7 separate regions of the Homo sapiens genome follow, and all the other regions are linked to region 6. A link is a contact called in ENCODE Hi-C or POLR2A ChIA-PET data. All regions are on one chromosome and are shown on one strand. Each heading gives the region's core, a stretch centred on a gene start or an enhancer-like site at or near the end of the contact. The rest is flanking DNA. Distances are from core to core; before and after follow the strand shown.

What was found. Hi-C counts contacts between places; a loop is a spot of excess contacts on that map. ChIA-PET counts read pairs that join two places held with the same protein, here RNA polymerase II (POLR2A). Pooled maps may share reads with other maps.
Region 1: a map with no recorded cell type shows a loop between it and region 6 (3-fold over the local background). The contact joins the promoter of CLIC6 here to the promoter of RUNX1 in region 6. A Hi-C loop is called at or near these places in 3 of 37 single-sample maps with no recorded cell type and 2 of 50 pooled maps.
Region 2: a loop to region 6 is called in a map of naive thymus-derived CD4-positive, alpha-beta T cell, with 4 times the contacts of the local background. The contact joins the enhancer-like site here to the promoter of RUNX1 in region 6. A Hi-C loop is called at or near these places in 2 of 168 maps with a recorded cell type or tissue (PC-3 and naive thymus-derived CD4-positive, alpha-beta T cell), 7 of 37 single-sample maps with no recorded cell type and 11 of 50 pooled maps. POLR2A ChIA-PET finds 5 or more read pairs at or near these places in 2 of 52 experiments (PC-3 and naive thymus-derived CD4-positive, alpha-beta T cell).
Region 3: a map with no recorded cell type shows a loop between it and region 6 (16-fold over the local background). The contact joins the enhancer-like site here to the promoter of RUNX1 in region 6. A Hi-C loop is called at or near these places in 9 of 37 single-sample maps with no recorded cell type and 5 of 50 pooled maps.
Region 4: a pooled map shows a loop between it and region 6 (5-fold over the local background). The contact joins the enhancer-like site here to the promoter of RUNX1 in region 6. A Hi-C loop is called at or near these places in 3 of 37 single-sample maps with no recorded cell type and 4 of 50 pooled maps.
Region 5: a loop to region 6 is called in a pooled map, with 2.5 times the contacts of the local background. The contact joins the enhancer-like site here to the promoter of RUNX1 in region 6. A Hi-C loop is called at or near these places in 5 of 50 pooled maps. POLR2A ChIA-PET finds 5 or more read pairs at or near these places in 2 of 52 experiments (PC-9 and Panc1).
Region 7: a loop to region 6 is called in a map of sigmoid colon, with 6 times the contacts of the local background. The contact joins the enhancer-like site here to the promoter of RUNX1 in region 6. A Hi-C loop is called at or near these places in 3 of 168 maps with a recorded cell type or tissue (prostate gland, sigmoid colon and transverse colon), 1 of 37 single-sample maps with no recorded cell type and 5 of 50 pooled maps. POLR2A ChIA-PET finds 5 or more read pairs at or near these places in 3 of 52 experiments (IMR-90, T-cell and activated B cell).

What each region holds. Positions count from the first base shown.
Region 1 is chr21:34,667,328-34,671,365 of GRCh38, forward strand. It overlaps CLIC6 (chloride intracellular channel 6), which reads left to right and starts at 1,667. Exons shown (of 6, transcript NM_053277.3): 1 at 1,667-3,435. The coding sequence starts at 2,062. RefSeq lists silencers at 1,960-2,399, 3,300-3,379.
Region 2 is chr21:35,527,174-35,531,231 of GRCh38, forward strand. The region is part of intron 1 of LOC100506403 (a long non-coding RNA gene); the gene reads right to left. Among named protein-coding and RNA genes, the nearest start is that of MIR802, 190 kb to the right of the region's middle. RefSeq lists enhancers at 1,159-1,278, 1,339-1,388, 1,409-1,588. Within about 2 kb of position 1,543, at least 14 of the 41 ENCODE cell types and tissues checked have a DNase peak (open chromatin) inside an H3K27ac peak, as active enhancers do.
Region 3 is chr21:34,638,064-34,641,896 of GRCh38, forward strand. No RefSeq gene overlaps it. Among named protein-coding and RNA genes, the nearest start is that of RCAN1, 25 kb to the left of the region's middle. RefSeq lists enhancers at 2,196-2,395, 2,426-2,535. Within about 2 kb of position 2,293, at least 2 of the 41 ENCODE cell types and tissues checked have a DNase peak (open chromatin) inside an H3K27ac peak, as active enhancers do.
Region 4 is chr21:34,543,597-34,547,309 of GRCh38, forward strand. All of the region lies in intron 1 of RCAN1 (regulator of calcineurin 1), which reads right to left. Among named protein-coding and RNA genes, the nearest start is that of KCNE1, 33 kb to the left of the region's middle. RefSeq lists an enhancer at 70-3,713 and a silencer at 441-590. Within about 2 kb of position 1,640, at least 24 of the 41 ENCODE cell types and tissues checked have a DNase peak (open chromatin) inside an H3K27ac peak, as active enhancers do.
Region 5 is chr21:35,435,975-35,440,240 of GRCh38, forward strand. All of the region lies in intron 2 of LOC100506403 (a long non-coding RNA gene), which reads right to left. Among named protein-coding and RNA genes, the nearest start is that of MIR802, 280 kb to the right of the region's middle. Within about 2 kb of position 2,742, at least 2 of the 41 ENCODE cell types and tissues checked have a DNase peak (open chromatin) inside an H3K27ac peak, as active enhancers do.
Region 6 is chr21:35,047,824-35,051,496 of GRCh38, forward strand. RUNX1 (RUNX family transcription factor 1) reads right to left here and starts at 1,479. Exons shown (of 9, transcript NM_001754.5): 1 at 1,345-1,479; 2 at 1,019-1,135. The coding sequence starts at 1,076. RefSeq lists enhancers at 702-841, 1,202-1,321.
Region 7 is chr21:35,322,631-35,326,327 of GRCh38, forward strand. No RefSeq gene overlaps it. Among named protein-coding and RNA genes, the nearest start is that of RUNX1, 280 kb to the left of the region's middle. Within about 2 kb of position 1,976, at least 13 of the 41 ENCODE cell types and tissues checked have a DNase peak (open chromatin) inside an H3K27ac peak, as active enhancers do; they include prostate gland, sigmoid colon and transverse colon, where a contact is called at or near this core.

The sequences.
Region 1 (4,038 bases), core at 417-2,916, 380 kb before region 6:
CTAAAAGGCTCTGAATACTGAAAGCTGTTTTGGGAACTCATCTAGAATCAGAACCAGAAAGGCTTGAACTCAGCTGGAGGTGAACCTAAACTGGGGGTGGGGGGCCTGAAGCTTGTATGATTTTACCATATCTCACCAAATGTGATGCCTGTCTTACTGCAGAAATATTAATGTGTTTGATCACAAAGTGATGTTCTGTGTTATGTAATATACAGTAAAATCACTCAATCATCTTTCTAACAATTCTGTTTTCTGAAACACATCCGGGCTCATGGGATTTGCATAAAGCACTGTAAACCTGTACTGTGTTTGCTGTTCCGGGCTGAACGTGCTGGCTTCATCTTTCTTTACAAGATAAGGGTGATGGCTGCTACCTTGCCCCGGTGAATGCAGCAGGATTCCTTTTCTAGGTGCCTAGAGCTTTTACGGCTCACGTGCATCTCTGGCTCACCTGTGTGAGTGTCATGCTTTGACTAGATGCCACTTTGTGGTGATGAAGCTTCTGGCCTGTACCTACCCAGACAGAGCACAGCCTTGGAGAAAGGTAGCATGAAGCTGAGTGTCTCTGGGCTCCTGTCCTGTCATCCATCAGTGATGAGCAATGGGAAGTAGAAGGAGACACATTATGTTCATGGCCAAAGGTGTGACCCCAAGCCACATCAAAGGCACACCCAGCTCTTTCAACGAAAACAACCTTCTGTGGGCATGAGGGGCTCATGTATCTTAGGCCAATATCAAAGCCATATAAAGCCTGATGAATCAAGTCAGTCTTGAGCTGGGATCCCCGTTCCACCACATTTACATAGTGCCACCTTGGGTAACCCAGTTTCTTGGTAACCCACTAGAAGTAGCCTGGCTTATAATAAACTTACGACATACTTTTCACCATAATAACTTCCTTTTTAAAGTAGGTATTGGGTCTGTGATCCTGGGAGAACCCTAACCCAGGGAATTCCATAGCTCCCCTCTTTCACATCTTGGATTTTCTTTTCTCCACCTCCAGATTCCCAAGCTCTTAACTTGGAGGCAGAAGCACTGGTGGTGAGTTTAGAAATCTAGGAGAATCAGCAAGATACACAGACTCTTACAGTCTTAAGAGACCCGGGAGATGAAGGTGTAACCTTTTTCCAGCGCAGGGCTCCCACGATCCTCCAGACAGGCCCGGAGAAGCGGACCCTCATGGACAACAGCGCCCATCTCTGGTCAGAGAAACTCGACTGGCTCCTTGTGCGTCTATATGAGGGGCCTCTGGAACCTCTCCGGGGGCCCTGCAGACATGGGAAGGCGGCCAGCGTAGCCTCCCCAGCTTCTTCTCTCAGGGATTTACACCCTTGCTCTTGGACATCAGGCACAATGTGGACATCTTCAGTTGGGTACCGGGGGAGCTTGATGCTTCACTCCTGGGGTAAGGTGGGGATTAGGTGTTTGGGTGTCGGGGTGTGTGTTTGGAGGGGGTGATTTAAGTGACTCTGGAACTTGAAGCCATTCTAGAGAACAACACCCAAGCGGCCAGGAGAACCAGAATCTTTTCATCAACATCCACAAGGGTCACGAGAAAGGCTGTCATTGGCCAAGCTCCTAGGCTACCCAAACAAAGGAGGGAGGAGGGGAAGACAAACCCCGCCCAAGCCCCAGGGGATGGAGTTGGCACCAAGGACTTCTGGTCAACCCCAGGACAGCGGACAGCGGGCCGGGCACTTCCAAAGGCGCAGGAGCGAAGCAGCCCTCTCCAGCCGTGCACTGCACCTCCGCGGCCCGCGGGCGAGATTGGGGTCCCGGTGGGAAGCAGACGCGCAATCGGGGAGAAGCTCCAGCAGTGGAGGAAGAGTCCAGGGAGTTTCAGCTGGGCAGAAGGGGCGCAGAGGCTTGGGGCCAAGCGGAGTTTGCCCTGCGGGTCCTGCGCAAGGCCCCAGTGCCCCGGCTAAACCTTTGCCGCAGGATCCCGGAGCCGGCGTCCTTCAAGGAGCACAGAGGGCCCCGTAGCACGCCCCTTGCCCAGCGCCACCGACCCTTAAGCAGCGTCAAGGAAGGAGTCCCGATCAAGGACAGGGATCTGCGGCCATGGCCGAGGCCGCGGAGCCGGAGGGGGTTGCCCCGGGTCCCCAGGGGCCGCCGGAGGTCCCCGCGCCTCTGGCTGAGAGACCCGGAGAGCCAGGAGCCGCGGGCGGGGAGGCAGAAGGGCCGGAGGGGAGCGAGGGCGCAGAGGAGGCGCCGAGGGGCGCCGCCGCTGTGAAGGAGGCAGGAGGCGGCGGGCCAGACAGGGGCCCGGAGGCCGAGGCGCGGGGCACGAGGGGGGCGCACGGCGAGACTGAGGCCGAGGAGGGAGCCCCGGAGGGTGCCGAGGTGCCCCAAGGAGGGGAGGAGACAAGCGGCGCGCAGCAGGTGGAGGGGGCGAGCCCGGGACGCGGCGCGCAGGGCGAGCCCCGCGGGGAGGCTCAGAGGGAGCCCGAGGACTCTGCGGCCCCCGAGAGGCAGGAGGAGGCGGAGCAGAGGCCTGAGGTCCCGGAAGGTAGCGCGTCCGGGGAGGCGGGGGACAGCGTAGACGCGGAGGGCCCGCTGGGGGACAACATAGAAGCGGAGGGCCCGGCGGGCGACAGCGTAGAGGCGGAGGGCCGGGTGGGGGACAGCGTAGACGCGGAAGGTCCGGCGGGGGACAGCGTAGACGCGGAGGGCCCGCTGGGGGACAACATACAAGCCGAGGGCCCGGCGGGGGACAGCGTAGACGCGGAGGGCCGGGTGGGGGACAGCGTAGACGCGGAAGGTCCGGCGGGGGACAGCGTAGACGCGGAGGGCCGGGTGGGGGACAGCGTAGAGGCGGGGGACCCGGCGGGGGACGGCGTAGAAGCGGGGGTCCCGGCGGGGGACAGCGTAGAAGCCGAAGGCCCGGCGGGGGACAGCATGGACGCCGAGGGTCCGGCAGGAAGGGCGCGCCGGGTCTCGGGTGAGCCGCAGCAATCGGGGGACGGCAGCCTCTCGCCCCAGGCCGAGGCAATTGAGGTCGCAGCCGGGGAGAGTGCGGGGCGCAGCCCCGGTGAGCTCGCCTGGGACGCAGCGGAGGAGGCGGAGGTCCCGGGGGTAAAGGGGTCCGAAGAAGCGGCCCCCGGGGACGCAAGGGCAGACGCTGGCGAGGACAGGGTAGGGGATGGGCCACAGCAGGAGCCGGGGGAGGACGAAGAGAGACGAGAGCGGAGCCCGGAGGGGCCAAGGGAGGAGGAAGCAGCGGGGGGCGAAGAGGAATCCCCCGACAGCAGCCCACATGGGGAGGCCTCCAGGGGCGCCGCGGAGCCTGAGGCCCAGCTCAGCAACCACCTGGCCGAGGAGGGCCCCGCCGAGGGTAGCGGCGAGGCCGCGCGCGTGAACGGCCGCCGGGAGGACGGAGAGGCGTCCGAGCCCCGGGCCCTGGGGCAGGAGCACGACATCACCCTCTTCGTCAAGGTAAAGCTCGCTTCCCTCAATTCTTAGGACGACCCCCTTCCATTCGAGGTCTTGGTCATCTCAGATCCCAGAGGGACGCGCAGGGAGGAACCCTTGGTGGTATCCTGATTGTCATCAGGCGCTTCCATGCGCGGGCGGTAGGCGGGACAGCCGGGATTTCCCGGAGAAGAGTTTCCAGGGCATTTGCGGGAGGACTCAATGGTTTGGAAGCAAAGACTTTGGGGGTGGGGGCGACGGGGAGTGCGATGGGGGCCAATGAGGATGTGGGGTTGTGGGTTCAGCATCCCACTGTCCTTTGACCTGAACATCCTAACCAGCCCTCCTAGTCAGGAGGTTATTAACGAATTAACTAAAAAGTTAAAAAAAAAAAAAAAAAAAAAGAAGAAGAAGAAGAAAAGCAACGCACCCTATTGGTGTTCAAAGGGATTTCTGCCAAAGGAAGCTTTAATACTTGAAGCCAAAAAACGCAGACAGGTAGGTTCAATGTGGGAGGTGCCTTCCAGACTCAATCTCGGAGACCCAGAGCTGGTCAATGTTTTCAACTCCAAAAAGGTATTCCATTTTGGTAGAATCAACAATGTACGTTTAGGGGGGAATGGAGCC
Region 2 (4,058 bases), core at 293-2,792, 480 kb after region 6:
GACTTCAAGAATGGTATTGCTGCTTTTATAAAAGGGATCCCAGAGAGATTGTTTGCCCCTTCTACCCTGTGGGGGCACAGGGAGAAAACAGCCATCTCTTAGGACTGGGCCCTCAGCAGACACTAAATCTGCCAGTGCCTTGATCTTGGACTTCCCATCCTCCAAAACTGAGAGAAATAAATTTCTTTTGTGTGAAAGCCGCCCAGTCTATGGTATTTTCATTAGAGCAACCCAAACAGGACTGAGAGAAGTAGTATTGCTGGAACAGGGGAAACAATAATGGTAAAATATACAGGGTGGAGGGGCCCTGGTCTTTAGAGACATCATCTTCTTTCTTATCCTTGGGCAGAAGCAGCAGGAAACTAACAAGAACTTCCAGCAGCAGGTGCATGGTGAGCTCATCACTATTGCAGTCACATCAGGCTGCCATTCAGGATACCAAAGATGGGGCAGCTTACACACCAGGCATGACTTTCTCAGTTTTGGAGGCTGTAAGTCAAAAATCAAGGTGGCAGCCAATTCTGTTCCTGGTGAGAGTCCTCTTGCTGGTTTGCAGATGACTGGCTACTCTCTGAATCCTTACATAAGGAAGAGAGCAATCATCTCTCTCCTGTGTCTTCTCCTAAGAGTGCTAATCCCATTCATGAGGGCTCCACCCGCATGACCTATCACCCCCAAAACCCCATCTCCAAATACCATCACTTTAGGGATTAGGACTTCAACAGAGAAATTCAGGGAGGGGACCACAAACACTCAGTGCACATCAGTAACTCACAACTTCTCTCGTAGTTCCCTGTGGATGTGTGGAAGAATGGGTATCTGTCAAAAGTTAGACACACCAGGGGAAAGGAAAGCCTGGTGATTCTATAGAACCTTCCTTGTACTCCCGTCTCCAATTCAGGATCCAATGGCAGGAGAATGGGCAACAAAATGCCCTGAGAAGCTCATGAGGTCAGCACAGAAGATGCCATGAGTCTCCTGTGATGTTGGGAAAGGAATCTCTCTCAGTGGACACTGTGGGGAGGGAAGGAGGGTCTGGGAAACAATGCCTCTCTTGCCTTTTTAAATCTAAGAATTGCACATTCAGAGGGGAGTGGGAGTACAGTCATGTCATCATCTCCACATTTCATTTGATAAAGGATAGACGGTTTTGAGTCATAGACCTTTAAATATGCATGGGGTGGGGGTGGCATTAGATGAACCCTAGTCTCAAGTTGCTGGGTGAGATGAAGTCAAACAGTATCAAACCCTTTCATTCTCCTAAAAATGAGCCAAGACCATGAGCTGTAGGTAGGCATTTGCTCCAAAATGATATATTGCAGTTTTGCAACTTTCCTTTCTGTGGCTGCTGCTGTCCAAAATGCCACTTCCCTCTTAAGTTCTTCTATGCACAGTTAGAAAGATAAAATGCTAAGCAGTTGAAAAGGGTTGAAAAAGAAAGATGTAGGTTTAGGTCCGGAGCCTGGCGCACCCGCCCTAATTTGAGTCAGGGACCCTAGGCGCCTGCAGCTCCGGTTCGGGTTGAGTGCCTCCTGTCAGGATGTGAAGCTGCTGTCCCCCCCGGGGGCCTCCAGCACTGCTGAGGACTCAGCAGTCAGCCTCTCCTCCCACTTGGGCTCATTTACAGAGAGCATCTCCAGGAATCAGTCATGGGGAAAGGGGAAACGCGGAGTGACAACACAACACGTAGAAAGTTCTCTGCCGCCTTGGTCAGGCTTGTCAGCCTCACAGCCCATCCTGCTCCTGCGGGAGGAAAAGTGAGCAGAACTCAGCCCGGAGATGAGCCGCAGGCCGGCAGCCCCTGCCTCTGCCCTGCTTGTTGTGACTGCAATGCAAGGCTCTCTGTAGGTGCGGGGGATTCGGGTTAAATGGGTCTCCAGTGGTCCAGCGCTCCCAGCAAAGGCCGACCACAAGAATTAGCGGGCTAGTTATTTACCATAACCATATACAAAACCACAAGCATCAGCGTTCCCTCAAATACATCCGAGACGCTGTATATCTCTTTATTAAAGCCTGTCAGGGTTTGTTATTGCACAGCTTGGCCTTGAACCCCAACTAAACCAGGCTGCTTGAGCAAAGAACCAAGCAATGCAAGCATTCAGGCAGGACCATTATAACCCTGAGGCCAAAGGCAGAAGCAGGGAGAGGAGACGTCTTCCTCTCCTGCCTCTCTCCTTTCACTTTCACTTCGAATTGATTTTTAACTACATTCGAGCTCACGATGATAGATGGCTGTAAAATATTTTAATCATTCATAAATAAAGTATTTATCTTGTGTGAGTTATCCGGTCTCCTTCACTTTAATGAACACAGTATACATCACGCTAATCCATTACTATCAATCATAGGTTTCAAGGTAGGCAATGTAAAAACTTAGAATTGTTGTCATCCCTTCTAGGCCTTTGGACTAAGATCAGGTTTGGTTGCTATTCTTATCTGTTTGCTTAGTTTTACTTTGCCTCGTTCTCAGACCTATTTTTTTCAAAGCCATGATGTATGCATTCTAGCACATTGATGTCATTTTGAGTTCAAATGCCCCACTGGTTAAGAAAACAGCACAATGTGGAATTTTCAGCTTTCAAAAAGGTCTTTGCTACAAGACAACTCAGATAAAGAATTTAGCAATAGCCAAGATAGAGTGGTGGTGATTAAGTGATGTAATCAAAGGATTGCAATTCCCATTCTAAATAACTCTCTAACTTCAAATTTGACTATGGGGTGACCAACCTATCGGGGTGTATGTTGAACTTTCCTGGTTTGAGCACTGAAATTTGCATGTCCTGAGAACTCCGAGTCCCAGGCAAGCCAGCCTGGCTAGTCACCTAACTATGATAAATTCAGTCTTCGGCATAAGTACATACTGTTAAAACTTCATGTGTTAAGACACAAGAAGGCAACCATCAATCTATGGTGTGAACTAGATGGAGAAGCTCCCCACTGGTGGAACACAGGACAGTCTGTACAAAGGGCAAACTCTTGCTAGTTGACTTCTCCTGCCTGTCACCACCACCTCTAGATTTTGAGTAGTTGGAAGTGGTCTCTGCAGGTACTTCTGAAGCTACAGGAATCTCTGGGCCACGGGTGTCTTCTTCAGGGCTTTTTCCTCCCCTGGTAGCATTCATAGGCTTTTTCAAACACAGGGTCTTCCCTTTAAAGGACTAGCAAGATGAAAAGAGCAAGGCTGCCCTTAGGTATAGCTGCAAACTCCACAGAGAAGAGGACAACTCTGTTCTGTCACCACCGCCACCTGTCCTGCTTTGGCTAAAGCTAATGATGACTGGGGAAGGAAAGGTTCCCTATCTTGTGGCCCTGGAGCAGCCCTGGGACCATCTCTTTGCCTCTTAGGTCCACAAAGCCTCCTGAATTTAGTACAATGCTGGCCCCTGGGGTCCCCCTTTGAAGAGCAGGATAGTTGAACTTTGTAGAATGTAAATTACACATACAGTACAACCTCCTGGAAAAACACAGCGTCTGAATGCCCTTTGACCTCCTGGATCATGATTCCTTTGTCCCCTACATAAGGAAAACAGAAAATATGTTCTATAAATAGTTTCTCTTTCACCTTTTTAGAAAAAAAGTTGAAAAACTAAAGGGAAAGAAAGAAGAGGAAAAAGAAAGTTTATCAATACCTGTATAACTGAGGAAACCGTTTCCTGTTTCTATTGTATATTGAAAAACCAACTTACGAATCACCCTTGCTTGCTAAATGATTTACAAAGGTCAGTAATGAGGAACTCCGAGACGCAACCTCAGTTTCACTTGGCAGCTTTATGTGGACATCCTCACATTTGGAAACAAGAAGTGAATTTCATCTCTACACCCCTTAAAACATCCATCAGGTTAAAATAAGGAGCAGTCAATGTAAATGTTTAACAACCAGTTCTCGGTGGGAAGGGCAGAGGGGAAGCTCTGGTTTGTAGGGTCCGTGGATTCCCATGATGTAAGTACTCCCACCATGCTGAGTTCAAGTTACCAAGGTGATGTCACTGAACCAGAGTTGGGAAAACGTTCTCTAGGGCTGGGTAAGTGAAGGGTAGGCAGGTGTCTTCAGCACAAGA
Region 3 (3,833 bases), core at 1,043-3,542, 410 kb before region 6:
GTTTTGTGAGCACACTACTCCTATATGAAATCCATTTCTGCTTAAAATAGTTAGAGTGGTTCCTGTGACTGCAAGGGAACCTTGCCTGAAACAGATGGAACTATCAAGCCCATCATACAGATGCATACCTGAAAAAATGAATGGCTACTCAAGGTCATAGAGGTTGTGATGTCTCAGCTGGTGTTTGAACCCAGGTATGACCTCAGTGAAGATGAGGAAGGTTGGTCCACAAAAATGGCATTGTATCTGGACCAAAGTTGAGAACAGGATAAACTGGTAAAGGGAAGACAGAACAGTGTGGGGATGGGAACACTAAGAGAGTAGATGGGCTGGGTTCAGTGACTCACGCCTGTAATTCCAGCCCTTTGGGAGGCCAGAGGATCACTTCAGCCCAGGAGTTTGCGACTAGCCTGGGCAACATAGTGAAACCCCCTTTTTATTTAAAAAAATAAAAAGGAGGAGAGAGGTGGAGCAAGATGGCAGAATAGAAGGCTCCACCCATCATCCACCCAGCAAGGCACCAATTTAACAACTATCTCCACACACATAAAAAAACACCTTTGTTAGAGCCCAGAATCAGGTGAGCACTCACAGTACCTGGTTTAAAAAACAAAAAAATTAGCTGGGTGTGGTGGTGCGCACTTGTGGTCTCAGCTGCTTGGGAGGCTGACATGGGAGGATCCCTTGAGCCCAGGAGTTTGAGGTTAGAGTGAGCTGTGGTCGTGCCTTTGCATTCCAGCCTGGGCAACAACGAGAGACCCTGTTTCAAAACCAAAAGGGAGAATGGATTACCACAGGGGCTCGACATGATCAAGTCAGTTTAGTAGGAACGACATGTGAGGCATGGCCCGGTCACAGGCATGAAGGTTCAGAATATAGCCTGGAGTACACATGTATCCCTCTGGGCCAGGCAGAGGCTTCACATCTTGGTGAAAGGCCTGGTCGCACTTTCTCTGGGTTTCAGATGGACTGTTAATGCAAAGTTGTTTTTGTGTTTTTGCAAATCCCAGGAGCTGGTGGATGGGGATGGTGTGACCCTGTTGGAACCTGCTGGCTGGCAGCCCTCCTTCAGAGAGACACCGTTTGGAAATTACCAGAGGCCTAGAGCACCAACCCCTCCCCAGACCTTGGAAGAATTCACCATGATCCCCTGGTAGGTTCAAGTCCACAGAGGATGGATTCTGAAGGGGAACATGCAAACCCATCAGCACCAACCCAGAGCTGTTGTAATAAGTCATCACTCCTGGGGCAGGGAGACTTGACTCTTCCCCTGATGATTAGGAGTTTTGTTGTCTTTTGATGTTCCCAGGCCAGATGCCACAGTTAAATTAGCAAAAGAACTCAAATAACCCTGAATAGAAGAAAGAGGAGACTCTCGTTATGATGCACCAATGATTGGTAAAGGTGACTTCCCACAGTGCTGTTTTGTTACAGGGCAATTTGCCAGGGTTGTTGAGGCCACCATGTTACTCCCAGCACTACAGTGAGATATATATATGTACTTACTGGAAGATCTGCAATAGTGTAAGATGTACTATTGCCTCTTTGAGCTTTTGGACAGATGTGTGGCTTTAAGAACTGTTGTGCACCCTGCGCCAGACAGCCAACTCATCGGAGACCCCGAGGAAACAGTCAGTCAATTGGTAAAGGTGACCATACATATCCTTATTCCCATGGGAATTCAGGTGCTTGGTTTATCAGAGTAGATTGTCACTAAAAATGTCCAAACTCTCTGATCATCTTTTTTTTTCACCCTCACCACCCCCATGTTGATTTCAGACTTCTAGTCTCTGGAACTGCAAGATAATAAATTTCTGTTTTTTAAAAAAATTGTGGCAAAATATATATAATATTTATCATTTTAACCATTTGTAAGCATCCAATCCGGTGGCATTAAATACATTCCCAGTGTTGTGTAACCATCATCACTATCTGTACCTAAAATATTTTCCCCCATTGTTAACTCTGTACTCATTAAACAACAGCTCTGCCTCTCCACCCCGCCAACCCCTGCCCCTAGTAACTTCTATTCTACTTTCTATCTCTATGAATTTGACTATTCTAGGTCCCTCATATAAGTGCAGTTACAAGACATTTGTCTTTCTGTGCCTGGCTTATTTCACTTAGCACAATATTTTCAAAGCTCATCCATGCTGCAGCATGTATCAGAATTTCATTCCTCTTGATGGCTAAACAATGTTCCATCGCATGTGCATACTACATTTTGTTATCCATTTAACTGTTAATGGACACTGGGGTTGTTTTTACCTTTTGGCTATCGTGAATAATGTTGTCACAGACGTTGGTGTGAAAATACTGGTTTGAGTTTCACTTTCAGTTCTTTTGGATATATACTCAGAATTAGAGTTGCTGAGTCATAGGATAATTCTATGTTTAATTTTTTGACGAACCACCAAACTTTTCTACAGCAGTTGCACTGTTTAATATTCTATTTTATTTTTCTTTTCTTAAGCAAAAAAGGGAATATGTTGGGCTCATGTAACAGAAAAGTTTGGGGTGGAACCAATATAGCTTGCTTCAGGAGTCTCTTAATCTCTCTGATCTCTCTCCATCTCGTCCCTGCCCCCTCCCACTGCATGCCTTTCTCAGGCTCCACGTGGTGACGAGATGGTTGCAGCAGCTCACACAACCTGTTCTATTCAAGTTCATGTCCATTGACTCTGTGAGATCATTGGAGAAACTTTAGGGTTCTGGCTTACTAGAAGGGTGACTAGATTCTGGATGGCAAAGAGGACAGTTGTCCCCTACACCTTTCCCACTCCTTTAAATTTCCCCCACCTCAGGACAGCTTCAGCCTCTCCAGCCCAGCTCCATGTCCATAAACCTTCTGGTGTTCAGGAACTCAACTTCTCCATCACTTTTAATTCTTCCTTCTTGCTTGAACTGCACATCCAATCAGTTCCACTGCCCTGCCAATTCTTGCTTTGAAAATAGTTTTTCCTCTGAGTCACTTCCATGGAAAGCATTCATGATTCAGGTCCGCGTAAAGTGGTTACTACAAGTGCCTCAGATGCTGGCAGTGATAATGCATCCTGGGAGGTCTACACTGGTAAAATCGTCACCTAACAGGGGGACGGGCTGTCTGTAGAAGTCTCTAAGATGGGTTGGTCCCTTTGAGGCTGGAAATTAAAAAAAAATAAAATTTAAAAAAAAGTTTTCCTGTATTAGGCTGACTTGTCCCAGAGGCAGCAACAGGCACAGCCCAGACCCAGGAAAGGTCCTAATAATGTTATCTAATGTGCTCTGAAGACTCTCCCAGCACTCCCTCAACATAGAAAAAAAAATTTCCTTTGTTTTATGAAATGAGTTTGTAGGTTCCTCTTCTCTGTAACTAGTGACTTCAAGTATTCTGTTTTCTCTAAGAAGTACAACAAAGGTCATAAGAAGCTTGAGTAGGCCCAAACTACAGCTGCCTGGGCACCATAGTAAAGGTTATAGGATAAGCCCATGCCCAGGCAAAACTAGATAACGGACATCTGGGTTGCTTGGCAACGGTCATGTGCAATCCTGTCTTTGTCCTGCCTCAGTATCCCTGCTTTCATGCCACTGTAAGCTTACTTCAAGCTAGCCCACCCCCTTTTGTAAAGTGTGTATAAAAGTCAGGTGCTGTCTTTGTTCTGGGCCCAGTCTTTTGGACGTTGAGTCAGCTGGGCCCGAGTACACTCAGTAAAAACTCTCCTGTTTCAACCTGAGGTCTCTCTCGTCCTCCTGAATCCTGCACCACCTTCTCCAGATTAATGTAAGCTTGGTCTTAGGAAGTCTCAGTGGACCTACTGAACTTAGGAGAAACCTGTGGCTTAGGCAATATTTAG
Region 4 (3,713 bases), core at 390-2,889, 500 kb before region 6:
AAGCAAATACAAATTTAAGACTGGAGAAAGGTAGCTTTATAGAACATCCAGCAGCTAGAATGTTCAAAGGAAGTTGGGCTTTGGAATCAATAAACTGCTGTCCTTTTATTTCTTCTTCTCCTGACTTAGGCTTCGAGGGATGACATTTTCTTTTTAATCCTAGCATGTGAAGTGGCCAAAGCTCAGGCTTGGGTGTCAGATGGGCCTGGGCAGGAACCCTGGCTGCAGTCCTTACTTGCTGGGGGTCCTCAGTCAACTGGTGGTGCTGGCCAAGATGACCACAGTGGCACTGACAGCCAGAGTCAGTTGCCTGCTAGCCATTCGGAGTGGTCAGTGCCCACGAGGTACCAGTTACTATGTGCTATGAATATTATCTCTAGACTGAATCCTATGAACTTCAGTTTCCTCATTTGCAATTTGGGAACAATCTAAGTCAAAGGTTGTTGTAGAATGTGCATAGGTAGGTGCTTTTCAGACTGTGGCTGCCACAGCAGCAGTAGCTGCCTTACTTGGCAACTTGCCAGAATTCTTGCCCTACCTATTGTGGTAGGCTGAATTCTCAAATGGCCCCCTGGTGGACAAGCTTTGCATGATCCCGGGACTCTGTGATGGATTCTGTTTCCACAGTTAGGTTATATTACCCTGGGAGATTATGTGGGGTGAACACTTAAAAGGGACCGGGTTCTTTCTGAAGTCGGAGAAAGGATGGGAGAGACATTCTCTGTTGCTGATTCTGAAGATGGAGGGGGCCATGTGGCAAGGACTGAGAGTGGCCTCAAGGAGCTAGAGTGGCCACGGGGATCTGAATGTGCTTAGAAGCAGATTCTCCGCAAGAGTCTCCAGACAGGAACGCAGCCCAGGAGAGAACCGGTTCCAGCCTTGTTAACCTTGAGCAGAGAACCCTGTTGTGCACATGGTGATTTCTGACCTACAGACCTGTCAACTAAGAAATGGGCATTGTAAGCCACTAGATTTGTAGTAATTTGTCACACAGCAATAGAAAACTAATATATATTTACTGAATCAGAAACTCTGCTGGTTTTTGTTTGTTTGTTTGAGACAGGGTCTCACTGTGTCACCCAGGCTGGTCTCAACGAGCCTTTGCTGAATCTCTTCCTTGTCAGAGGAGACTGCTGGTCCCCAAGATAGAAAGTAAAGGAGACCCAGCCCTGCTGTCAGGAAGCACCCGCCTCGGGTTGGAGTAAAAGTCACACATGGGACGGGGCTGTAAGTCTCAGCAAACAGCAGTGCGAGGGACGCACGTGGAAGAGGGGTAGTGAGGGCACCTTGTGGGCAGGAGAGCCTTTTAAAGACTGTATGACGTGAACTCCAAGATCTATCCTTGAAGGCCAGGGAGTGGTTGAAAGATGGAGCCCTCTGATTTCTGACTTCACTTCTGCAAAGCCTACTGTGTCATTTACTCCTCACCATCAGTGGAGCGAGAGCCTCTGGGACCACGTCTCCCGAGTCCCATGCCTGCCATCATGGTGCGGGCTGGACCAGCCTTCTTAGTGGGATATGTTCCCCATAGAAAGTAAACCAAGAGGCAAAAGCAAAGCAAAGCTACGAAAGCAGGCTCAGTGCCCCCGCCCCTTGTTTCAGTGTCACCTCAAGTTTGCTTCTTGCTCTCAGAGGGAGATCACAGCATTGCACAACGGGCAGTGTTGACTATTTGCTGGCCCTTGTCACCCACCCTTCCAAAACTCGGGCAGAGGACAATCTGAACACCAGTGTGACAGTTTCTAACAAAAGGCTTTGCTAGTACAGTGCCTGAGTGTGGGTGTCCACTGAAAACTAATTTCAGCCCTGACTAAGAAAGGCATCTCAGAAATGAGGAAGTGTATTTTGGGCTCCTGTGGTTTCTGATGAAAAATGCTGCAATGTGGGGCATGGGTGAAAGGGAAACACTGAGAAAATAGATGTGACCCCCAGTATGCTTCCTTGAAGAAGTGGGGGGCTGGCCAGGCCAGGCACAAAGATCCTTTGTGTTCCCTGAGCCTGTGACTTCTCCCGCTGTTTCTCAGCAGTTACACTAACGACATTGTGGAGGAAACAGCTTCTCCTTGCATGGCCCTGCCCCTTGCACTCTAGACTGTTTAGCCTCCCTGCTGGTCAGTCCCCTCTCCCTACAAATGCCAGCAGCTTTCCCCCAGTCCTTGCTGCAACCACAAAGTCTCGCAAGGATTTTCAAATGCCACTGGGAGGATAGCGGTGCCACCCATGGAGAATAATGACCCCAGGCCCTAAAATGAAACAGGTTGCTCTAACATTCGAAGAATAGCCCCAGCACACCAAATGCATTCACTTAATTTCTTGTTCAACAGAAAAGAATGACCTCTTTTAATACAGAGCTGCTTTGAAACATGTCATTTCAAACAGGTCCTAAGAAGATCCTGATATTTGTCTGTATCTTAACTGGATCTCTGTGGGTTGAAAAACGCTCATAGAAATGTTGAAGGACATCAGTCAATCTTTAATAAGATGAGATTTCTCAGAGATACAACATGCTGTTTGACCATCTGAAGGATGCTAAAAGAAAGTGATTTACTGAAATAAAATAGATAACAAACATTTCAGTGACTTAGAAAATGGCGAGAAATCACGTCAGGCAAGTTTATATTTTTGTGTTAAAAAATCCCCACCTAACAACACTCTCTTCCTTACATTTCTTCCCAGCAGGCCAAGAACTTACTAAACTCTGGCTCTAGAAGAAAATGACATTAAAATGCTGACTTTACAGGTATATAGTCTAGCATTTGTTGGCAGTTACTTATTAGTTTTTTTTTTTTTTTAGAAATGTAAAAACTATTTTCTTTGTTTCAAACGAATAGGCTCTAACTTAAAATAATTTACTTGTACAATTAAATTGTCTGAAAAACCCCAACAATGCTGTTAACACGTTGTTAACAGGTACACAACTCCCCTCTATTTTAGGAGCTGACGCAAAGAAGACAGCACAAACATGAACAAGAAAACAATCGCTGTCGCTTAAAAGCAACACCGTCTTAGCAGTTTAAAGACAGACACTGCATGCTCACATACTAACAATAATTATGAGTCTCCAACTCAGAGGGTAGAAGTCAGAAGACGCAAACAACATCCACCGTACCAGGAACTGAAGAATAGGAGGAAGCAGGTTTAGAATAGCAATGGGTTTTTCCCTGAGATGTACATTTTACAAGAAGCATTCAATTCCATTTTAGATATGGAAAAAGAGCGTGTTTTTCCCATTAAAAGGGGGAAACAGGAAAAGTATAAGTAGCTTGACCCATTATTATGTCCTACCTGGAAAAAAGTTTTTTTAAGTGGAGAAAATGATTAGTCATGAGTGCATGACTTATTAAAAATGACTTTCTGGGTAACAGAGACCAGATAATACCTACGTGAATAAATCTCTCCCCAAACCCTAGTTTGGGGCCCACACTTTTGCAAGGTCTCCAGTGAGTAAGACAGTAAATTCTGTGGCTGGCGTTTTCTTTGGAACACAAAGGGTCGCAAACAAACTCCTACTCAGCTGCAGCCACTACCCCTGCCAAAATTGAGTAGCTGAGGATTCAGCGAAGGGTTCGGGTTCCACGTCACCCAGGTGCTACAGGAGCCTGAGCCCAGGAGCGGGGACTGTCCCACATGCCAAGAGAATAGGGCATATCCAGGAGTCCAGGCCCATCACAGCAGCCAGGTTTTTACCTAGGTCTACTACTCTTTCCACATCA
Region 5 (4,266 bases), core at 1,492-3,991, 390 kb after region 6:
AAATACATAATCATACAATTAATGAAAACTTATTTTGCATTGTGTAAAATTTCAAGTATCTATCAAGGTTGGTTCTATCATTGGTGTGCTTGAATTGGAGGGTGAGCAAGGCTCCTATGTTGCACCTGGGAATGCACCTCTTAAATCTGTTAATATGTTATCCTTCTCTTTTTAATTTTCTTAAAATTTGTTTGTTGAAAAACCTAGAGCATATTTTCTACATTTTGCTTGTTGCTGACTGTATCCCCATGGTGATTCTTGATAGATTTATTTTTCCCTTGTGTTTTCTACAGCCCTAGTAGTGAGATCTAGAGGCTGGCTAAGATTTAGCTTAGAAGGTTTGAGTGATAGTATATCAGGAGATGTGCTGTGTCCTTCCCATTGCATCCAACTGGAGACACGTAATATCTGGTTCTCTCTCTTTTTGTGATATTGGCATTGACCATTGGGAGTAGGTGATGCCAGCTTCATCCAAAGCTTCCCTTCAGCATTTTGTCTAACAGTTTTAGCAGTCATTGATAATCCTTGCCTAGACTCATTGTTTCATTAGTGGTTACAAAGTGGCGGCATTCTAGCTCCTTCTAATGCCTCCTTTGTTTATAAATTCTTTTGAAAAAGAAAAAATTTATCTCCTCAACTATTTTGGTTATCCCAAGGTACAGCGCTTTCTGGAAACTGGGGATAAATGCTTGATTCTTTACCTTTATTTGCCACTTTTCAGAACAATGAGTTGGTTCCTGGCATCCTACAAGGGGAGTGCAAAGCTTTTAAAATATCACTATAAATGCTTGGATTTTGACATATCCTCTATGTTTCAATACATTGCAGATATTATTCTTTGTTTGTTTGTGTTGAAATAGGATCTTCTGCTGTTGCCCAGGCTGGAGTACAGTGCTGCAATCATAACTCACTGCAGCCTCGACTTCTTGGGCTCAAGTGGTTCTCCCACCTCAGCCTCCTGAGTAGCTGGGACTGTAGGCGTGCACCACCACACCCAGCTAATTTTTCATTTTTTATTTTTTGTAGAGACAGGGTATCACTATGTTGTCCAGGCTGGTCTTGAACACCTGGATATTGTTCTTTTTAGATCCATCTTTGAATATAGTTTTTTCATCTTTGGCCAGTAGGAGGCTTTACCTGTTGAGTCCTGTGTGTTTTGAGTCTTTTCCCATTGCCTAAGCTGTCTTTGAAGGCTTCCTTGCTTTCTGGTATGATAAGATGTTACCACCTCATCTTGAACATTTCTTGCCCCAGGCTGGAATTAACCTTTTTTTTTTTTTTTTTCTCTCAAGGACCCTGGTTCCTTTCAATAAAAAAGGCATTTGGATACGAAAGCATGGATGCTTGGGAGCTCCTTGTTCTTGGGGGGGTTAATCATTGGTTCTAGACCTTTTCAGTGGACACATCCAGAAAACGTTTTTAAATAGAAATACATCAGGAGTTTATACCAATATTTACAATTCAAGTTAAGAGCTACAGATTTTTAAATGTAGTGTCTTTGATTTTCTATTTAATTATCTTAAGTCAAAAAACTTGATTTCTTATGACATAAATATAATTATTTTGTGCTTTTCCTGGTTAATGTAAGAAAAAAATTTTAAGAATCCATACCAACATATTATTAACAATATAACTACTGAAGCAATTTAATATTTTGTTGCAGTTCTTTTCGTCCTGAGGACATGTCCCACTGCAGATATACAACCAAATAGACAAGAGTGTAAATCACTTCAAATAATTCCTTTCTACATGGTTAATACTCCGACTGATTTATTTCATTTTGTTTTTGAATTAAGGGATTTTTTTTGTTTTATAATTTTGTCAAATATTTGTATATTTTCAAATGAACAAAACAAAGCAAATTCAGGAAAACCTCGTTTCCAAATCTGTTGCTTTCACTGTTTCCTCCCTCCTCTAATGATTCGCTTTTATTAATTTGTTGTTTCCTATCCTACTGTCATTGAATGTGTTAAATATTAAATACACACTCACTTTTCTTAGGCAAAAGGTAGCATAATACACATTCTAATTTTTGTCTTACTTTTTGCACTTAAGAATATATTCTAAAGATTACCCCTTGGCAGTATATAAGTTAGTCTTTCATCTCTTTTAGTAGCTACATAGTAGTTCATTGTGTAGATGTAGCATAGTTTATTCAATCAGTCCCCTCCTGATGAATATTTGGGCTACTGCCAGTCTCCTTCCACTGCCACCAGTGCCACAATAAATAGGCTTTTGCATTTTTTTTTTTCATATTTGGTAGTCTATCTTTGGGATAGATTCCTAGAAGTGGGATTGTTTGGTTAAAAGATAAATAGAGCTATCATGTTGCTGAAATCCCTGCCTAGTGGCTGTACCACTTTGCATTTCCACCAACAATACATAAGAATGTGTGTTTTCCCAAGAGAATATTTTCAAATTTCAAAGTATTCAATTAGAACACCCACCAAGAAAGATCTTTATTAGGAGAATCAAACTAAAGCTATTGATACTTAAAATACACCTAATAACAACAATTTTTAAAGCTTTTGACAGGTGCTTTTCATGAATATAGACCTAAGAATTTGACTTAGAAATAAGAGAGACGTTGTACTGAAAAGATAGAAGTAGAGAGAGGAGACCCAGTGGAAGAGTAGAAAAGTAGAGAGTCATTGGCTTAAAGAGTTGAAAAATAGATCCTTATCTCAGCCCTGCTGTGAGCTAGGTATGTAATCTACACGAAATTGCCTGCCACTCTGGGTTTCAGTTCCCTCTGATGCATAAGCAGGAGGTGAGGTTTCTTACCTCACCCTGCTGTCAGTTGCCTTCCAGATCTCTCATCTGTGTGCCTGCATGCAGAAGGCGAAAGGAATGCTACAGGAAGCCATCAGACCAGGGTGGGAAAAACTGGGGGAAGCCCCACTTCCACGTTAGACCAAAATCAAATCAGAACCCCAGACACTCCCAAGCTGGGTGTTGTTTGCAAAACATTGTTCTCCTGGGACCTGGGACCAAGGTTGGGCAGAGGGTGGAGTCTTCAACATTTACCAAGTTCCTGTTTTAGGCTGGGCATGCTGTAGCTGCCTGGCATTCGTCAACTTGCTTTTGTCCCTGTAATCTGTTTTGCAAATAAAGACACATGGTCTCAGAGAGATTAAGTGGTTTGTCCCAAATCACACAGCTGGCAGCAGAGCTGGGGTTAAAGTCTTCTTATTGCTTTGTACCTGTGAGCCCTACACTGCTGCAGAAATACTACAAAGAATCGGTTCTCTCCTAGACGACAGAGGCCATGTACTGAACACAATTAGTTAAACCCTGTGTAAAACTGGAGCCTTCTGGGCATGATAGAGAACTTCCAGCTGTCTTTGAACAAGACAGCTTTGTCCCAAGAAAGCTGTCAAATGACTCACTGCCTGATAAGGAATTAGAAAACCATAAAATAATCCTGTCAATCTATTCACTAAAAGCTAGAAGTTCATTTGTTACCAAATTCCTGGCCAAGCAAAAAGGTGTCAAAAGGGAAATTAACACTTAATTGATCCATAACTATGCAGAAAGCATTATGTTGGGTAATTTACAGATGCTACTTAATTTAATTTTCATAATATTCCAATAAAATAAGAGTCATCTTTCCATTTTACAGACGAAGCAACTGAAGTTCAGAGAGATAAACTAAATGCTGTAAGTTCTCGCATTTAGTAGTGGTGGGACTATAATTTTACCATGTTTCTTTGTGATTTCAAAGCCCACTCTCAATTCCCCAAGTTGTATTAAGCCAATGTGACAGGACCGAAGGAGCCCGGCAGTGGACACAGAGCAGGATTTGTTCTTCTCTGGTTTTCTCGGTAACCAGCTATGTGCACATCACATAAAGACTTCGGAGTTCAGTTAATTTTTGTCAACATCTCTTGTTCCCTTCAGGTCACAGCCCACATTCTTAGCATGGCCACTCTGCCCTATGGCCACCGTGGCCTATATGACCTCATCCCTGCCTACCCAATAGAAGTCACTCCCACCTACCACACTCCAGCTCCCCTGGACCCACTGAGCTCCTTCAGAGCATCACACCATCCCACCTTGGAGGCTTTGGTTACACTGCTCCTTCTGCCTAGCACTCAGTCCTCCTTCTCCCTCTCCCGCTCCATCCCTTGGGTAATTCTTACCTATCCTTCAAGGATGAGTTTAGCCATGTTTTCCTCAAAGAAGTTTCTGATCATTCAATCACATAAGATCACTCTGCTATTTGCCTCCCTAGTATCATAGCCTCCTTTCCCTTTTTTAAATAGC
Region 6 (3,673 bases), core at 229-2,728:
TCAAGATACACTTTGCAGGCACTGGTCAGAGTGCGTGCCCCGACGCACACGGCAATGCCTTTGAGACATTTTATGTTATTATTTTTGTTTGTTTAAGCACAGCCCTCTTTTACCACGAAAGATACACAAGACGCACATGCACACACATACTCACACACTCACAGCTCAACCACAGCTTTGTCCATTTCAAGAGGCTGGTTTCAAAAATGGAGACAGGTTTTCCACCCTGGCTGTTCCTATTCATAAGCCTGTAATCTAACGACTTAAGCTGCGAGAATGCTTAACTCGGGAAACTTCTCTATTGCCCTTTTCCAGAGAGACCTCGGTATGCCACAATTTGCTTCCTTTCTCTCTTGAAAGATGCTGGTTGTCTCTTTGCATTGAGGCTACAAGGAAAAACACAGCACAGCCCCATGCTGATGATTTTAACCTAACCAAGTCTGTCAGTCTCCTGTACTCTCTGCCTTATAGAGACAGCTGCCTTGCCACTTTGGCCCTGAAGTCCCCAGGCTGGTGCAAGGCTATCTGAGAGCCTCCGCCTCCTGCCCCACACTGGCACCAGCCCTCCTGGCTGGCTCTGTGCATGTGCCTGCTAAGCCCCAGGGCAGGCTGCATTCTGGGCCACACAGCATGCCGAGTTAAGGATAACTCAGACACAGGCATTCCGGGCAAGGGACAGCAAAATAAAACCCAGGGAGCTTCGTGCAAGCTTCATAATCTCTAAGCCTTTAAACAAGACCAGCACAACTTACTCGCACTTGACAAAGTTCTCACGCACCGACTGAACACTCCAACAGCATAACTAAGTATTTATTAAAACATTTCTGAAGAGCTTCCATCTGATTAGTAAGTAATCCAATAGACTTGTAATCATATGCCTCAGTTTGAATTCCTCTCACAAACAAGACAGGGAACTGGCAGGCACCGAGGCATCTCTGCACCGAGGTGAAACAAGCTGCCATTTCATTACAGGCAAAGCTGAGCAAAAGTAGATATTACAAGACCAGCATGTACTCACCTCTCATGAAGCACTGTGGGTACGAAGGAAATGACTCAAATATGCTGTCTGAAGCCATCGCTTCCTCCTGAAAATGCACCCTCTTCTGAAGGCGGGGGACTCAATGATTTCTTTTACCTTCGGAGCGAAAACCAAGACAGGTCACTGTTTCAGCCTCACCCCTCTAGCCCTACATCTCTCTTTCTTCTCCCCTCTGCTGGATACCTCTGGGACTCCCCAAGCCCTATTAAAAAATGCACCTTTGTAAAAACAAATATTCAAATTGTTAAAGATTAAAAAAAAAAAAAAAGCCAGCGCCGCCTTGGCTGTGGGTTGGTGATGCTCACCACGCTGCGAAACCCTGTGGTTTGCATTCAGTGTGATTCGTCCTGCCTGCTGACCACTATGCTGGGTTCAGACTTCTGACACTGCCAGGCTACCCAACTTGTGGTTCTGTGGTTGTTTATGAGGCCCAAAGAAGTTTTCACACAACCCAAATTACAAATTTAACTGTTCCCCTTTCCACAGCCCATCTCAATTGGTTCTTGCCAATCATGTGACTTAAGTGATGTCAATTTTTTTTTTTCTTTTCTGAGCAATGCCCTTCCTTCCCTCCACCTGCCCTCCCCCAGGCTGTGCAAGAAAATAGCCGAGTAGACTTTGCAAGAGGGGGGGATGTAGAAAAAAGTGACTCAGTCACTTATTATATCTCAATGGTCTTTGCTGATTTAGTACAACTCGGCTCCTGTTGTTATTTGTGGTTTTTGGAACTACTGATTATTTTGATAAAGATTTCATTGCTGCTTATTCAATAGTAATTCAACGCTGGCATCAAGCCGCTGCTCCGACAGGATGTGGATCCCATCATTTAAAATGCTAGGCATCAGCTCCGGGAGAGTTAAGTCCTTGGTAACGTCTATCATGGCATAAGTGAAACTATAAAAGGGAAAAATAAATAAAAAGAAATGTTTTGGTGAGAGTCTGACCCCTACAACGGGCTGGCAACTCACAGGTATTTTAAAGCCTGGGAAAGGGAAAGAATTTTACTTTTGAAATAAAAGGACTGTTTTAATGAAACCAAAATTATGTGGTTTTATTCCCCCTAAATGGACAACTTTAGTATGTATCTCTTTCAGTAAAGAGATAAAATCATAGTACAGTCTTAACACACACACACACACACACACACACACACACACACACACAAATTAGGAAGCTAAAGGAAAACAAAGCAGAGAGAATTTCTGTATTTGGGACAAAGCAGTGGTTACTCTGCAGATGTTTATTTGTATTGTCACTTGGGAAAGCTCCCTGTATTGCCTTTCTCTAGTTCAATTCAAATCAATAGGCTAATTTACACCTGTAGGTAAAACTACACTTTGAGCACATGAGGATGCCACAATAGAAGGGGAACCAGGAGGAGACACTTCTCCTGGGGCTGACTAATGAATATTATATAGCGCGTCCTCTACCTTAGAAAGACATGCCTGTTTGAAGATGCTAAAAACAGGATAATTTTGTAAGTGGGCAAACCACTGTGGTCACACGTATTTCATTTTCCGGCCCCACTGGCTTTACCTGCTGACAACTAAAACGTCATTTTGTTTTGTAGTTCCAAGATGAAGAAAGGCTTATTTTCCTGATTTACTACCTTATTCATTTGGCTCTGCTCTGCCTACATCCGCCATAGCACTCTGCGCACGTGAAATTTCGACACATAGGGTCAAGAGAACCTGTGTGATGATGGGTTGTAAATGCCAGTCCTGGATTCTAAGCTGCAGTAGCCAGCACAGGCACTTCAGAAAGGCTGAACTCCCACAACACTCCCTCGGTTTTCCCTCATCCACTTAATTTCACACACACAAAGACCCACAACGATAGTAGCTTCCATGGCACAAGTCTTTCAAAAGGAACAGACACAATTTTTACTTACTCCTGTTTTGACTAAAGCAGGAATTGAAACTCAACAGACCGCTTTCTCTTACACTTGTGAGAAGTTAGCTGGCCACATGTTGACACTGCTAACATCTAAAAAAGAATAATAGTGCTACATCTCTTTTATGAGGCTCGTGAATCTTTAAATGTGATGCGTGTTTCATATTGCTTCTCAGTGCAAATCCCCTGTGAACATAATGAACATAATGGGCCTGTGTTGTTACCCTCCCTAATAAAGTCAAGCCTGAGTTGAACCCCAAACCAGGTTCATTTTTCTCTCCCACACTTAATATTCCCTGGAAGGGCCCTAAGAGCCGAGGGCTGTAATGTGCAGCTGCCACTGCAGAGTCGACTCACACTTAATAATGACTTAGCAATTCAAGGGGCCATACAGAATATCCTTGGGAGATTTAATTTTAGAAACTCCCCAGATGCTTTTAGCCTTAGGTGTCCAGATGCTTAGGAGAAGGGTTTGGATGAGGCAGTGAACGGCCTGAATTCTCAACTTTTCTCTTTGGGCCTAGCTCTAGCCAGATATCTATTTCTTCCAGTGGGGTCTTTGTAGGACAGGTTAGAGTGTAAAGACACTCTAAGGCTGGGGCTCGTTGAAGCCTCACTATACGCTGTCATCTTCGGGACTGAGGTTTCAACAGGGCACCAGGGGGCAGAATACAAAGGCCTGCACGCTGGCCCTGCACGGCCTTCCTGGGCGGGGTTAACAGCCACGGCAGCCGCAGCATA
Region 7 (3,697 bases), core at 726-3,225, 280 kb after region 6:
CAAGCCACTCCCCAACCCATCCCACTCCAAACACCCTACCCCCATCAAAGGTATATGGCTGGTAAGTGACCTGAGCGAGATCTCTCTAGGAGACCCACTGATACTCATGCCTTACGCCGAGCTCTCGGAATTTTCCGAGCATCTCTTTTGCTCTCTGGTGTCTCCACCATTCACCTCTTAAGACTCTCTCAACCCAGCAGGCTACCCTCCGTTCGCATTTCTACCTGTCAAGATCCTATCCATTCACTGAGCGTCACAGGAGAATTGTAGTTTATTACATAGGGTCCTTGGCCTACTTGCTCATAGTAGGTCTAGCTGGGAAGAGAGACATAAACACAGACATTTGAATGCATACAGTGCTTTGGGGGCTGCTAAGGGGACAGAGCATAGGAGCCCTTAGCCTTTGTAGAGATGACATTTAAACAGCTTCTTGCTGGGCAGGAAAAAGTTGGCCATATAAAGAAGTTGGTGGAAGGGTATTGCAGATAAAGGGAACCACATCAGCAAAGGAAACTAAAAAGTGTTCATTAGAGAACATAGTATGCAGTCAAGACGGGCCCAAGCCATTATCAAGAACTTCCCACATAGCAAGAAGGCTTGGCACCACACTCTTTGCTTGGCCTACCTTGTTTGACTCACCTCATACCCTGTAAGGTGGATACTGTTAGCATCGAAGCTGTTTTACAGATGAAGACACTGAGACACAAAGAAATGGAGTAACAGCCAGGTTCACACAGATAGCAAGTTAAGTGTGGAGCCCAGCTTTGAACCCAGGAATCTGACTACAAAAACTGAACTCTACATAGCTATTCCTCTTCAGCTGAGAATGCAGTTACAGAAAAAGGCCAAGGTGCCTTCAAAGTTCTGTAGTTAGTGGGTTCCAGGTGTGGCTTTGCATCAGTTACTTGTGCCACGGACACTTTCTCGGTTTTAGTTTCTTCATCTATAGCCGTGTTTCCCAACAGGGAGTGATTGTACCCTGCCCCCCGCCCCGGGGCACATTTGGCAATATCAGGATACATTTTGGATGGATATAGTGGAGGTGGGGTGGGGGAGCGCTATACAACCAGTGGGCAGAAGCCAAGGATGCTGCTCAACATTGTGCAATGGATAGCAACAGGGCCCCCACCACAAAGAATGATCTGACCCCAGTATCAACAGCACTGAGGCTGAGAACATCTGCTTTATGGAGGAGGCTTAAGACCCACACATGCACCCCACATCACTGACTATTCTAAGTGTTCCAGGAGCTAACGTGCACAAAACTCCCGTGGCAGAAACTATTGGCTGAAACTGCAAAGTTCCCAGGGGGACTCGATCCTCTTGGGTGGATCTTCTTCGAGTTTACTTCAATGACAAGATCCACGTCCTCCATGAACCCCGTGTTTTCTTCAAATAAAGTCCTGCAGGCCCACGTGGCTGCCTGGGCTGCTGGCAGCAGCCTCTTAGCTCCCGCTGCACTGGGTTTTCTCTTGGAGGTTGCACCCCTTGCCGTGACTGTGTTTCATCTCGCCTGTTCCTGGCATTGCCTCTGACAGCTGGACTTACTGAGAGACCAGGCCCCAGATGAAAATTCTCAGCACGGCCCCACCATGCTCCCTGGCCCAACCCAGGCTGGAGTAAGACAGTCAGACATTTCTTCTCTGCTTAGTATTCATCTTTCTTTCCCCAGTTATCTGTATTTACTTTGAAAATCATTTCCTCTGTTTTACTCGGTTTGCCTTTGAGCCCAATTGCCTGCTCAGTTCCCTGTCCCTTCTGTTTATTTCTACTTCTCATTTTTCCCATTGATCAGATGCCCTGGAAATATAGCAGGAACAGTGTGTTCCCTGTAATATTTGGTTACACTTAATATTTCTCAGCAAAATGTAGCCTTGGAACACCAAGCGGTAAAAATCCAGGCCTGCTCTGCTTACACTGGACATCGGCTTCAGCACAGGCTCCGATTCATTTCGGATCTATTCCCTCCTTAAAGGGGAGTCACACCCAGCCTACAGCAGGAAGGTGCCTCAGCAGGCGAACTGCCAAGCATGTGCACAGAAAGCTGTTTCCTCAAATAAGTGCACGGCTATAACACAGTAGGTGCTTGACTGAATAAAGATACGGCACCCTGTGAAAGTGCCAGATGAATATGCTGTCGAATCCCACAACTCTTCCGTAAACACAGTTTTTCTAGATCAGCCTTTGCCATCAGGGCTACTAATCCTAATTTTCCCTGATGCCACTTTATGATTATGTGACTCAAACTGAGAACTAATGAAACTCTTTCGTGCCACAGTCGTCCTTACAGGCCCCTTTGGTGAGCGGATGAAAGCTATGCAACTTTTCTCCAGAACTGCCTTGCCTGCCTCACAGAATATTCTGAATGTTCTGGGCACTAATGTGGATGAAACTCATTACTTAGGAATGCATTTGCCAGAGACTATTGGCTTAAACCGCAGTCTCTGAGGGGACCCAGTCCTCCTGGGTGGCTCTTCTCTGTGTTTGCTTCAGTGATAGAATCCTCTTTCTACATGAACCCTGTGTTTTCTTTAGAATACAATATTTAGTTAACCCTCAGCAGGGTCCCACCCACGAAACCCATGGTTTCAAACTTAAGAACCAGTCTCTACCTTCTTGGTTTAGAAAATACCACTAGGAAATACCGTGAGTGAAGCATTGTTTAGTTACGGTAACAGAAATCAACAGCAACACAACAACACAAACTCTTACTCAAACCCATCAACAGTTCCCACCCAAAGTTTCTCTTTGGGCATAAAGATATATTTTCTTGTGTGGCTTTAAAAAGCCAGGAATATGTATATGACAAAGAAAGACACTGAAAAGCAAGAGATGAGGAAACAAATTGAAAACCAAGGTTTTTGAGGAAGCGTATCCTCACCTCTCACCTAACGGAACAGGGTTAATAAGTGGCCCATCAGCACTGAGAAAGTTATAGGGGCAGCTCTGAACTAAAGTCTCAAATATAGTATGATGTGAACGTGACCATACACGCCCCAGGTAGAGTTCTGGCAGCAACCCGCTAGACCACAGACCCCTCGCAACAACCAGATCTTTGTCTTGGTCCTGTTCTCTTCCACTAGGTTGAAGAGTATTCAGTTCTGTGTATCTGTATCACTACCCCTACCCCAGCCTTCTAAGGAGGTGGGACACTTCATCTGCTGAGCCAGCAACTAGACCTTCATCATGACGTGTGGGGAGGGGGCTGATGGAGCTCCCAAGTTTTGCTCAGAAAAAGGGAGTGGGTAAGGGATGAATGGGAGAGAGAACCACTCAAGGTGAAAAGAGTGGAGGATGGGAAACCTGCATACAGAGACAGGAGCAAGGGAAGCCATGGAGAGGATTTCTTAAATTAAAGCTCCCCTTTACTTGGGCTTCTAGAAGCCTCCATGTCATTTAAAGTGATTAGAACTGGAGAGAGAAAGACACAAAGTGGCCAGATAGTCAAAATGTCAAATTCTTTTGAACTATGCCGTTATCTGCAACTGAGATATTTTCACTTCTGTGCTGCTTGGAGGATGCAGATAAAATCCACCCACTTTATCTGGTAAGAGGTCCCAGTCCTCTTCATGGCTGAAAAGAATCAGCACCATACACACGTGTGGATTTCTCTTCCTTTCCTCTCCATCTGAGCAAGGCAGGAACTCATGGTTTAAGCAAGAGAAAGAAACAAAGTGAGAAATGAAGAATCATGGGC